Linked DNA regions of Homo sapiens: region 1 is linked to region 2. The links are chromatin loops, found by intact Hi-C in ENCODE. Cell type or tissue: HepG2. All regions are shown on one strand. Links, peaks and the distances in the headings refer to the core of each region. The heading gives the core; the rest is flanking DNA.

What was found. A loop is a pair of places that touch in the nucleus more often than their neighbours do. Peaks named below come from ENCODE experiments on the same cell type or tissue, not always from the same donor. Only the 100,000 strongest peaks of a DNase experiment are listed, where the experiment ranks them.
Region 1: a loop joins it to region 2, with 22 times the contacts of the local background. A loop is called at or near these places in 78 of 110 quality-filtered maps.

The regions. Positions count from the first base shown.
Region 1 is chr17:40,612,816-40,618,060 of GRCh38, forward strand. No RefSeq gene overlaps it. Among named protein-coding and RNA genes, the nearest start is that of SMARCE1, 32 kb to the right of the region's middle. RefSeq lists enhancers at 1,974-2,093, 2,374-2,963. In HepG2, for the core only: CTCF peaks have their summits at 2,984 and 5,139; DNase peaks (open chromatin) are centred at 2,976 and 5,136; H3K27me3 peaks cover 1,390 bases.
Region 2 is chr17:40,789,644-40,795,141 of GRCh38, forward strand. KRT28 (keratin 28) reads right to left here. Exons shown (of 8, transcript NM_181535.3): 6 at 4,186-4,403; 7 at 3,512-3,567; 8 at 2,553-2,926. The coding sequence ends at 2,784. Among named protein-coding and RNA genes, the nearest start is that of KRT28, 7.6 kb to the right of the region's middle. In HepG2, for the core only: a CTCF peak has its summit at 2,349; a DNase peak (open chromatin) is centred at 2,348; H3K27me3 peaks cover 694 bases.

The sequences.
Region 1 (5,245 bases), core at 246-5,245, 180 kb before region 2:
CCACCCGGGAAAGTGGGCAATGCTGCCTAAGAACAGTGCCCACATTCCAGCAAACTGTCATCCCAGAGCCTTGCAACCTCCTCTCCAAACGCTTGCAAAAAAACAAGTGTGAGCGCTAACAGACTCCTTGCCGGAAACCAGGTAGCCAGAGAAGCTAGTGACGCACCTGAGGAGGAAACCAGGGATCAGGACACTTCAAAGACCCAGTGCTGGCAAGGTGCCCCGGGCGAGGGTGACTGTCAGGACATTTCTGCATCATCCAGTTATGAAAGCTGATTCTATTTAATTCAGTTTAATTAAAACAGGGGGGCCAGTTCCACCCAAAGGCAGAAGACGCTGTCAGCGGATGCAGAGTGAGATCTGAGGACCAGGAAGCAAAAGTAGCACCTCCCTCGAATCTGCCACTGATGACTGCCATCACCCCATTACTCCCTTCCAGTTACCCTTCGCGACTCACTCATCCCTTACCCCTCGGGAAGACACTGTCCAGGGCAGAGTCTCCCAGTCCAGGGCCCTCGGCTCTGGTGACCACATGCTCTGCACTAAAAATCAGCAACACATGATCAGGCAAATGTGAAGGTCCAAGGCACTAGGGGGCCAGCATATTTGAAATCGAGATGCCCAAAGGGCAATGAGACCAGGAATTCAGGTCCCTGTTCCCATTGCCTTTTGGGAAAGGCAGTAGTGTGGCTTAGTTGAACTGAGGACAGACAGGGACTTGCTGGGAAGGGGAAATCAAGGTGCAGGTTCTCTTGGAAGGAGGCAGGATCACAAGCGGGTCCTGGGGTGGAGAGGGGGAAGGTGTGAGTGGAAAGAGCAAGTGTGCGTGACACAACCGGCACAGTCGGCCTCTTTCTCCACTGGATGGGAACTCCCTAAGGCAGAGGGCTTTGTGTTTTGTACATTGTTGTGTCCCCAGCACCTAGAACAGAGCCTGATACATTGTAGGAGCTCAGTAAATATTTATTGGATGAGTTGTAATATTTATTGTAAATATTAGTAAATATTTATTGAGTTGAGTTGGTCTTTCCAGTGAAGTGGTTGCTTCTCTGTGAAGCTCTGTGGGAAACATAAATGGTGGGAGATAGGTTACCTGTCGTTAGGGCTGGCCATATGTGAGCCCTATAACCATTTGGTATTCATTCATTCATTCATTCATTCATTCATTCATGGAATATTTGCCCAGCTTCTATTCTGTAATATATTGTATTAGTCACTTGGGGCACAAATATGAAAGCCAACACATATTTCTTCAGGACAGGTGCAGTGGCTCACACCTGTAGTCCCAGCACTTTGGGAGGCTGAGGCAGGAGGATCCCTTGAGGTCAGGAGTTCAAGACTAGCCTGGGTGACATAGCGAGACCTTGTCTCTACAAAAAATTAAAAAATAAATCCAGACAGAGCAGTGTACCTGTAGTCTTAGCTACTTGGGAGGCTGAGGTGGGAGGATCGCTTGAGCCCAAGACTTGGAGGCTGCAGTGAGCTATGATTGTGCCACTGCACTCCAGCCTGGGTGACAGAGTGAGACCCTATTGTTAAAAAATTAATTAATTAATTAAAAATATTTCTTTAATACCCATCATGAGCCAGGCTCTGGGGGATACCATGGTGCCTCAGGCTGGAAACACCTTCTTTGGTAGAAGACACAGACTGTCTAAGCCACAGACGGGGGCGCGTCGGTCTCTCTCTGGAAGTGGAGATGCTGGGAAAGGCTTTGCAGAGGAAGGCACATTTGGGCTGCATCCTGACAGCAGGGCAGGCGTTCGTCAGGCTGGGGAGGTGTGGGGCAGCACCGGAGCAGAGTGTCAGTGTGTGTCATGGCTTGGTTTCCCTCAGAGGCCTGCTGGGGCCACCTTTTAGCTACACTCTTCACACCTCATTTTCCCACTTCCCAGACCCTCTGAACATGTCCTTCTCTCTTACTGGTTGCTCCCAGTTTTGCTCATCCCAGGGCCTTGCACCATGTGTAGCACAAAGATTCATTACGATCAATACCAGTTAGTCTAGGAACTGTTCTCAGAGCTCGGTGACATCCCTGGTGTGGGTGCAGCTGGGGACAGCAGCGGGACTTTGACTCCCATTTCCTCTCATGAGCTCCTTGGCCTGGCTCCCCCGGGAACTTGTTGTGAGAGGAGGATCACAACAAGGCTGGGCAGGATGAGGGCATCCCTGGGTTCTCTGTGCCATTGAAATACAACACGGCCCCTGCCGCAGGTGAGTGGATAGTGGGCCCATGTGGTTTAGCATAACCCAGAGCCAATGTCCTCAACAGGGCTGCCGATATGGTAGTGCTCACCCTTCACCTGGAGGCGGCTATGCTCCAGGGCACAATTTGACACACTTTAACAGGACAGCGTGTTGGTGCATTGGACTAGAGGGCCTTTAAGATCTCTTCCAACTGCACGCTTCATTCTGATCCAGTGATTCTTTCTGGCCTTGAGCTGGGAACATCAGAACCCAGTCCCGTGGTGGCTGCCAGAAGATACTGTTAAAATGCAACTAGAAGAATGTTGTTTTGGTTCTTTCACACATCAGCTGCTAATCTTTGTAGGATTTTCCCCTTCCCAGGGTTAAGAGAGAGAAGAGGAAGTGAAAACAGGAGGGGAGAATTTTCTTAAAGCACCTCTTGCCTTGTAGACAACAACCAAAAACCCCCTAGGGTTTGAACAGTGCTGTGTACTTTTTTTTTTTTTTGTAGCTTGTTCCCATCTACAGCCTGCCTCATTTGGTTCTCAGAGCTCCCCCAGGTGGGAGGCAGAATTCTGAACTGCCCCAATTCCACTCTTATTTGCAGACAGGGGGCATTCCTGGGGCTGGAGGGAAGGGCTGAGGACTGGCTCTTCTGGCAGAAGGAGGTATTTTACAGTCATTCTGGAGAGGCACTGGGGGTTTCTGAGTTTCTTCATGAAAGCTGGGCAGAGCCTTCTCTACACCTGGTGGAGAAAGGTCTGTGTGAACAGGGATTAAGCTGACTGTCCTCTGGGTGGAGCCCTTCGGCCATGGAAGGCGGAGGAGCTGGACTTCCGAGCACCGATTCAGCATCTGCTGATCTCTCCCAACCACCAGCCTCTCCTGGCTATTGGAGATCTCCGACTCCAAGGCCCAAGCCCTCCCAGTTGAGAGCTCCCAAGTGCAGTATCTACTGCCAAGACAGGGGTATCTTCCCCAGAGTCCAGTAGGCATGTTTCCAAATTTTCTTGTTGTTTAACAGATTTCATTGACAACTCAAAACATGCAGCTGGCTAGTGGGAAGCAGGGAGAATCTGGAGGCAAATGAGATGGAGCCCTCGTTCTCCAAGAGGTGGCTGTTCTCCTGATGCAGACAGACATGGACACAAACACAGTGTGAGGATGGAATGGAAGCGTGGTGGGGAGGGGAGGAGAGGGAGCGCTACACAGGACCAAGGCAGCCTCACCATTGCACGTTGGAGCCCTGATGCCCAGTCCCAGGGCATAGTCTCCCAATCCAGGGCCCCCTGCTCTGGTGACCTCATGCTCTGCACTAAAAATCAGCAACACACAACCGGGCAAGTGTGAAGGTCCAAGGCGCCAGGGGGCCAGTGTATTTGAAATAGAGATGGTCCCAGAAATTCAGGTCCCTGTTCCCATCGCCCTTTGGGAAAGGCGGTAGTGTGGCTCAGTTGAACTGAGAACAGAAAGGGGACTTGCTGGGAAGGGAGATTAGGTGGTCCTCTCCTGCCTCCTGGGAGTTTTGGCTGGGGATTGGGAAACTGGGACTGGAAGAGAAGCTGGGGATCAGGGATGTCAGGAGAGAAGGGGCAGTCTTCACTTTGTTTGGCAGAGATCAAGCGCAGGGCCATTTGGCATGCCAGCAGGGCTGAAAATGAGCCACTGTAGGACCTGGGTACACAGGGCCCCTCTCCCCCTCATGCACTCCGAGGCCCATTCTTATGCCTCTCAGACAAGTATGGTGAGTTGATCCTAGATTCAGTCTGGGTTGGGGATCAGAGCCCTGAGCCTCTCCCAGCCTGCACTGGCCAGCCCCTCCTGTCCTTCTGGCTAGTCTCTGCTCCTTCCCATCTCTGCCCTGGACTTTCCCCATAGAGCCTTCACTCCCTCATGCAATCCCCTTCTCTCCACTTCCGCTGCCCTCTCCCAACTGCTCAGAAGCTGTGCTTCCATGAGGCCTTCCCTTAGGAGTGCCTGTCTTCCCTTTCTGAGCTCCCCTGGTTCAGGGGGCCATGCATATGACAACTGCCAGAGGGTTTTGGTTCATTTCTTTGTTCTGTCTCCAAGGTTCTGACTCCTTGGGGCTGAACCCAGGTCTCCTTCACCTCTGAGTTTCCCCCATCACTTGGCTCTTCATTAAGCCATCAGTAAGTACTGCATGAGCAAAAGGACAAGATTTATCATTGGATCTCAGAGGATGGCCTCTGTCTACCATCTTATTTTCTGAAGAAGTGGCTGTTTGCTTTCCAGGAAGAGGCCGGGGAGAGAGCTGGAAGGAGGGTCCATAGCAGATTTCTCCCAGGAATCTGGAAGAGCTGAAGTCTCATGAGGATCAGGACTGTGGGCTCAGGGGGCACCTAGCCGGGCGCTTGGGAACGACAGACCAGTTTGCTGGTTTAGGCAGGAGAAAGGGGGTAGAAATCTTGTTAATTTCTGGCAGTGTAGAAATCTACCCAGTCTACCAGTTTGGGAGAGGGTTGGTTTTCAGGGTGAGGCCAGAAGAAATTCCACACAGATGTATTCCAGCTCCTTCTTTCTGGGGGTACAGAGTAGGGTGAGCTATAAAGAGTGAAGGGATGGGACCACCTCCAAGAGCAGCCACCTCTGACCCAAGAACCATGTTTCCAAATGGACAGAGTTGATTTAACAACGACTCAAATATCCTACAAGTTAATACCTACTTCTTTCTCCTCAATCAAGGCCCAGTCATCCCTGGGGAGAAGCCTTGAGTGCTGGGCTGGGCCCTGGGTGGGGAATTTAATGTGCTGTCATTTTACTGACATCTGTAGAGGTTTGAAACTGGACAAACAGGAAGTGTCCTGTCTTTAACACTTGCACAATCTCAAGCCTTTTGTGAAATATCAAGGAGTGGAGGTCGCAGGGGCCCGTGGTGTGAGGTGCTGTGAGGTAGCCCTGGACCTGTCTCTGATCCTGAGAGCTGGGCCCTCTGCAGCTGAGAACGTGCCCTGCAGCCGCTTTCCCTCCTTAGCCGTCGTGCACAACCTGTGCTGTGAGACGCTGCTGCTTGCCTGGCACTGCTGTTGAATCAGTCTCC
Region 2 (5,498 bases), core at 322-5,321:
TGCTCCTTACTGTCTCAGGGGCATATGCCCATGTGCCCAACATTCTGGTGGATCCACAAGGTGCAGGAGTCTAACAAAACCCAAAGCAAGTACAAGGTAAGTATATTGTGTCTTTGACTGAGTAATCCCAATCTCTGTCAAACCCAAGAAGCCAGGCTTTCCATTCAAACCAGAACTTGCTCTCTGAGTATAAAAAGAAGACATTGGTCTTCTAAAAAATATGAATGACCAAGGAACCCTATCATATACTTTTTTTTTTTTGAAACAGAGTCTTGCTCTGTCACCCAGGCTGGAGTGCAGTGGTGCCATCTTGGCTCATTGCAACTGCCACCTCCCGGGTTCAAGTGATTCTCGTGCCTCAGCCTCCTGAGTAGCTGGGATTACATGGGTGTGCCACCACGCCCAGCTAATTTTTGTATTTTTAGTAGAGATGGGGTTTCTTCCTGTTGGCCAGGCTGGTCTCGAACTCCTGACCTCAGGTGATCCAACCGCCTTGGACTCCCAAAGTGTTGGGATTACAAGAATGAGCCACTGCGCCCAGCCTATCATATAGTTTTTTCTGCTGCTTTCCTGCTTGCCTGTGTTGCCAACTGCATAAGTGGAAAATGATGACATAGAAAGATCAAACAATCCATAGTTCCTTTTCCTTTCAGTCTTTTTACTCATTGGTAAACCAAAGGTAGAGAATGCTGGTAGAAGGTGGGTATATACAGAAGTGAAATAAAAACAATTGAGTTTGTTTTGTGCAGTGTTTCCACTGTTTTGGTAGGAACAAAATACATATGCATGTATGAGCTACAAATTATGAATTGTGTGATTTTGGGGATTCTGTATACAAGTTAAATGTTCTTTTGCTTGGATTTCAAACTGGCATGGCACAATATAAAAACTCATAGTAACATGTATGCCAATAATTTAGAACTTTAATTTTTCATTATGATATGGTTTGGCTCTGTACCTCCACCCAAATCTCACCTTGAATTGTAATCCCCATGTGTTGAGACAGGGAAGTGATTGGATTATGGGGGTGGTTTCCCCCTGGTGTTCTCTGAGATAGTGTGAATTCTCACGAGATCTGATGGTTTTATAAATGGTAGTTTTTTCTGTGCCCTCACACACTCTCCCTTTCCCGCCACTATGTGAAGAAGGTCTTTGCTTCCCTTCACCTTCTGCCATGACTACAAGTTTACTGAGGCCTCCCCAGCCATATGGAACTATGAGTCAATTAAACCTCTTCTTTATAAATTACCCAGTCTCAGGTAGTTTCTTTATAGCAGTGTGAGAATGGACTAATACACTTTACTTAGAACAAAACTAAATAGCAAAAAAAAAAAAAAAAAAAAAGAAAAGAAAAAAAAAGAAAGGAAACAAAACAGCAACAACAACAACAACAACAGAAAACCCCAAATCAAAACAACAAAATCCAGGACAAATTGAAAACATAAATGCAGATGCAAGGAAACAGCTTGATATTTTAGTGCCTTTGGGTGATACATTTTTCCTGATTGTTGAACAAGGAATCCTATGTTTTCATTTGGCGCTAGGTCCTGAAAATTATGTAGCTGGCCCTGAATATTGTACATTTGGAAATCATTTCTCTGTGGATTTCTAGTATTTGCTTCATTTGATGGCTTTTGGCTGAAGATTTTGTAAATATCTCATTCTTTGCCACTTCTCTGAATCCCATGTGACTGGAGGATTGTGAGACAGAATTCCTTCTCTTGCTGGAGATTTTCACTGGAATCAGGCCATATACCAGAGAAATAAAGGAGCTGCTTTCCTTTTAGGCAATTTAATATTTGTTGGGAATTCCTACCATACATTTTGATCCAGAAAGGTATAAATAGTCATAATCACAAGAATCATGATGTTCATCAGCCTCATGGGGCTTCACATTCGAGAACAGGTGTTGGTGGGTTAAATTTGGCCTGCTATGTGTTTTTGTACAGACTGTGAGCTAGGAATGGTTTTACATTTTTAAATGGTCAAAAAAAGTTAAAAGAAGAAGAATATTCCACGACAGGTAAAAATATTTACAATTCAAATTTCAGCATTAATAAATTAAGTTTTATTGGAACACAGTCATGTTCATTCATTCATCTATTGTCTACGGCTGAGGTTTGTAGTTGAAATAGAGACTTTACGGCCTGCCATGCCTAAAATATTTACTATCTGGGTCTTCACAAAAAAAGCTTCTGACCCCTGTTCTAGGAAAAGTGTCACTAACACAAGCCATATTGCTGTGGATTTTTCCGGAGATTATCCTGTTTAGACGAGGAATGGTATCCTGGGTATTGTGGAAAGAAGAGTTTGAGAGAGGCTCTTGGTAAAATACCAGGAATGCGTCATCTAGTGGTGAGACTTTTCAGTCACAGGAGAATTTCTGAAGTTTTTGATTATTTGCCCACATAGACACGATGTGATTTAAAGATTATGCATAGTGAATGTTTCATATTCAAATGCCATGTGGCGGTATTGACTATTATTTAAAACAACAGTGAAAGGCAATTAAAATATATTCCACAAGTGTTTCTCTATGAATGAGACATAGAAAAAAATCACAAATAGTTATTTATTAGTCATCAGTGAATGGAAATGAATGCACATCAACTTTTTTATTTATTGGAAACAAACACTCAATATCCTGTAAAACTAAGAAAACAGGTATTTTTGCTAAGTAATGTATCTTTAAAAGTAAAAAGTGTGTATATTCTCTCTGATATTTAGAATAATGCAATTGTACAGGATCCTTTCCCAAATTATTCTTTTCTCTAAAATGACAGCTAGAAAGGAACCCTTTGTTCTGTCTTGCCGTTGGTCATTTTAGATGTCTTTTCTTCAATGGAGTGAATCCTTGATGAAAGAACTTTACCACGTTGATCTAGCTCTTCAACCACTGTCTTTACCAGTGTGGTTTTGGATAAATCTAGAAATAAAACATAGGCATACATATATTCAACCAAAAAGATTACATGACAATTCCACTGCTAGTTCAATATAATATATTATGCATATTTTTGATTGAGGGAGTAAGTATATATTTATAATAATAGCTTGGGATAGTTTTAGCCACTTGATACTTCCTATTCAGAACAGTTTAGCTAAAACTACTTAAATATTGACTACGGTTGTAGTGTATGACTGCCATTAATGTAAAAGTATTGCTGTGATAGAAATAGAACTAGAGGGCTCATGCTTGTGATCCTAGCACTTTGGGAGGCCGAGGTGGGCAGATCACCTGAGGTCAGGAGTTTGAGACCAGCCTGGCCAACATGGTGAAACTCCGTCTCTATTAAAAATATAAAAACTAGCTGGGCATGGTGGTGGGTGCCTGTAATCCCAGCTACTCAAGAGGCTGGGGCAGGAGAATCACTTGAACCCAGGAGGTGGAGGTTGCAGTGAGCCGAGATAGCACCATTGCATTCCAGCCTGGGCAACAGAGCGAGACTCTGTCTCAAAAAAATTTAAAAAAAGAAAAGAAAAGAAAAGAAATAGAACTAGATTTTATTACCTTTAGATGAATTCCCAGGGCTTCCTGATCCAAAGCCCTTTGATTTGGAGCATGAACTGTAAAAGAAATATAGTTTATTCTTTTATATTTCTGCTTACTATCGCTTCAGAAATATTCATTGACTCAATGAATGAAATTTGTATGCCAAAAACAGGTCTTAGTTTTCTATAGAGGAAACTCTTAAGATTTTTATGTGTAGGAGCTGAAAGTAATTAAATGTTATCTAAAGAGAGAATATAAATAAATCTTGTTTCCATTTGATTTTTTTTTTTACACCCAAGAATTTAAAACTTAAGGACATACATATATATATGGATCCAGGTGGTTTGTACAGAGTACATTTATTTCAGGGCAGCAGTGAAATTAGGTATGCACTGAAAGAAGGATAAAGCCTGCTTGTGGGAGGTGGAGAGAATCTTGAAACCCACAGTGATTAACATGGACAACAGATGGGAATGGCTGCAGGAACATTTCCAGTCATCTAATGCAGAGGAGAACACTGTGATGAACAGGATTTGGAAGAGATGACTCTCTTCCAAAAAAACAAGAGATGGACATGCTTTTCTGCAGTGGGAATGAAAAAGAAAAGGCTTGGAAGTATGGAAGGCTAATGGGCAGCCCACATTTGTAGCTTAAAAGAGGTAAAAACTGGATTTTCAAATGGCTTTACTTACTTTCCATCTCCATCTATCAGGCGGCAGTAGGTCTCAATTTCTTTTTCCAAGTGGACCTTGACATCGAGGAGATGCTCATACTCCAGCTTCTGGCCCTCGGTCTCGGTTCTGACCTGGTGCAGCTGCTCCTCCAGGGCCCCGATCTGAGCCTGGATCTGCGCCAGCTGCGTACAGTAGTTGCTCTCGGTCTCTGTCAAGGAGCACTCCAGGGAGTGTTTCTGAGGACATCAAAGAAGCCGTGGCAAGGGATGAAAACACTCTGAGGACTAGTAGAACATTGTTTCTCAGTAATCAGCAGGATTGCTCCCTGGGCAATTGTGGAAATTTGTGAGGCTTGTCACAATCAAATGGGAAAGAAAGGAGGCTGGCATTTATGAAGTGAGGGCCAGGCATGATGGACGTGGGATCCTGACCCGGGATAAATGGCCCTTTTCCCACAAGACTTTTGATGTTCCACTGGACATTGATGATATATAGGTCATATTTCTATTAAAACCAACTGATATATTAAAGCACCTTTTAAGGGTAGCAGAATAAAAAATCGATATGGGAAAACTTGTATTTTGAAATTATATATTTATTTCAGGGTTACCTGTTGTTTCCATCTTACTCTGCTACTGTCCCCGCAGATCCACTCCGCTAGTGTTCCATGGCCTTTTGTGCTACTGCTTTTTTTTTCTCTAATCCATCCTTGATTTTCTAGCCTCTATCAAAGGTCTTTTATTAAGGTACCTGAGATTGAATGAGTGCCTTAACAGATGTGAGATTTCAAGGCAAGAGCTATATCTCATAACACAATACAGGTCATTATTTCGACACTACTCTTATGAATATCATACTTCCTCTTTGCTACTTCTACAGTCTGTAATTTGTCTTGGCACCTGCTGCCTCCTTTAATTAAGGTAATTTTCCTCTTTCCCTTATTATAGATAAATATGTCTGGGCAATTATTACTTCTGTTGATATTAGTTATTATCCAAGTGTCCACCCCAACTTCCACTCTTTCATTTTCCTTTTCTTGTGTGGAGGAACTTCTGATCTTACATGGTTGAAAATGAAAGATTTATTAAGAGAAGATGCAAGGCTCTGCCTCTTTCATTACATTTTCTAGGGTAGTTAGGCCCAAGTATTTACCTAGTAAATACATTTTATCTTAAAATACTTGCCTTTTTATTGCATTTATGGTATTATACTTTAAAAAATAATTTTGTATATTTCTAAATCTATTACCTAGTGACTTCATTCTAGCATTGCAAAGAAGGAATTACACAATATTTGTCTTAACGGGCAGACATTGGGTCTAATGGGGCTGA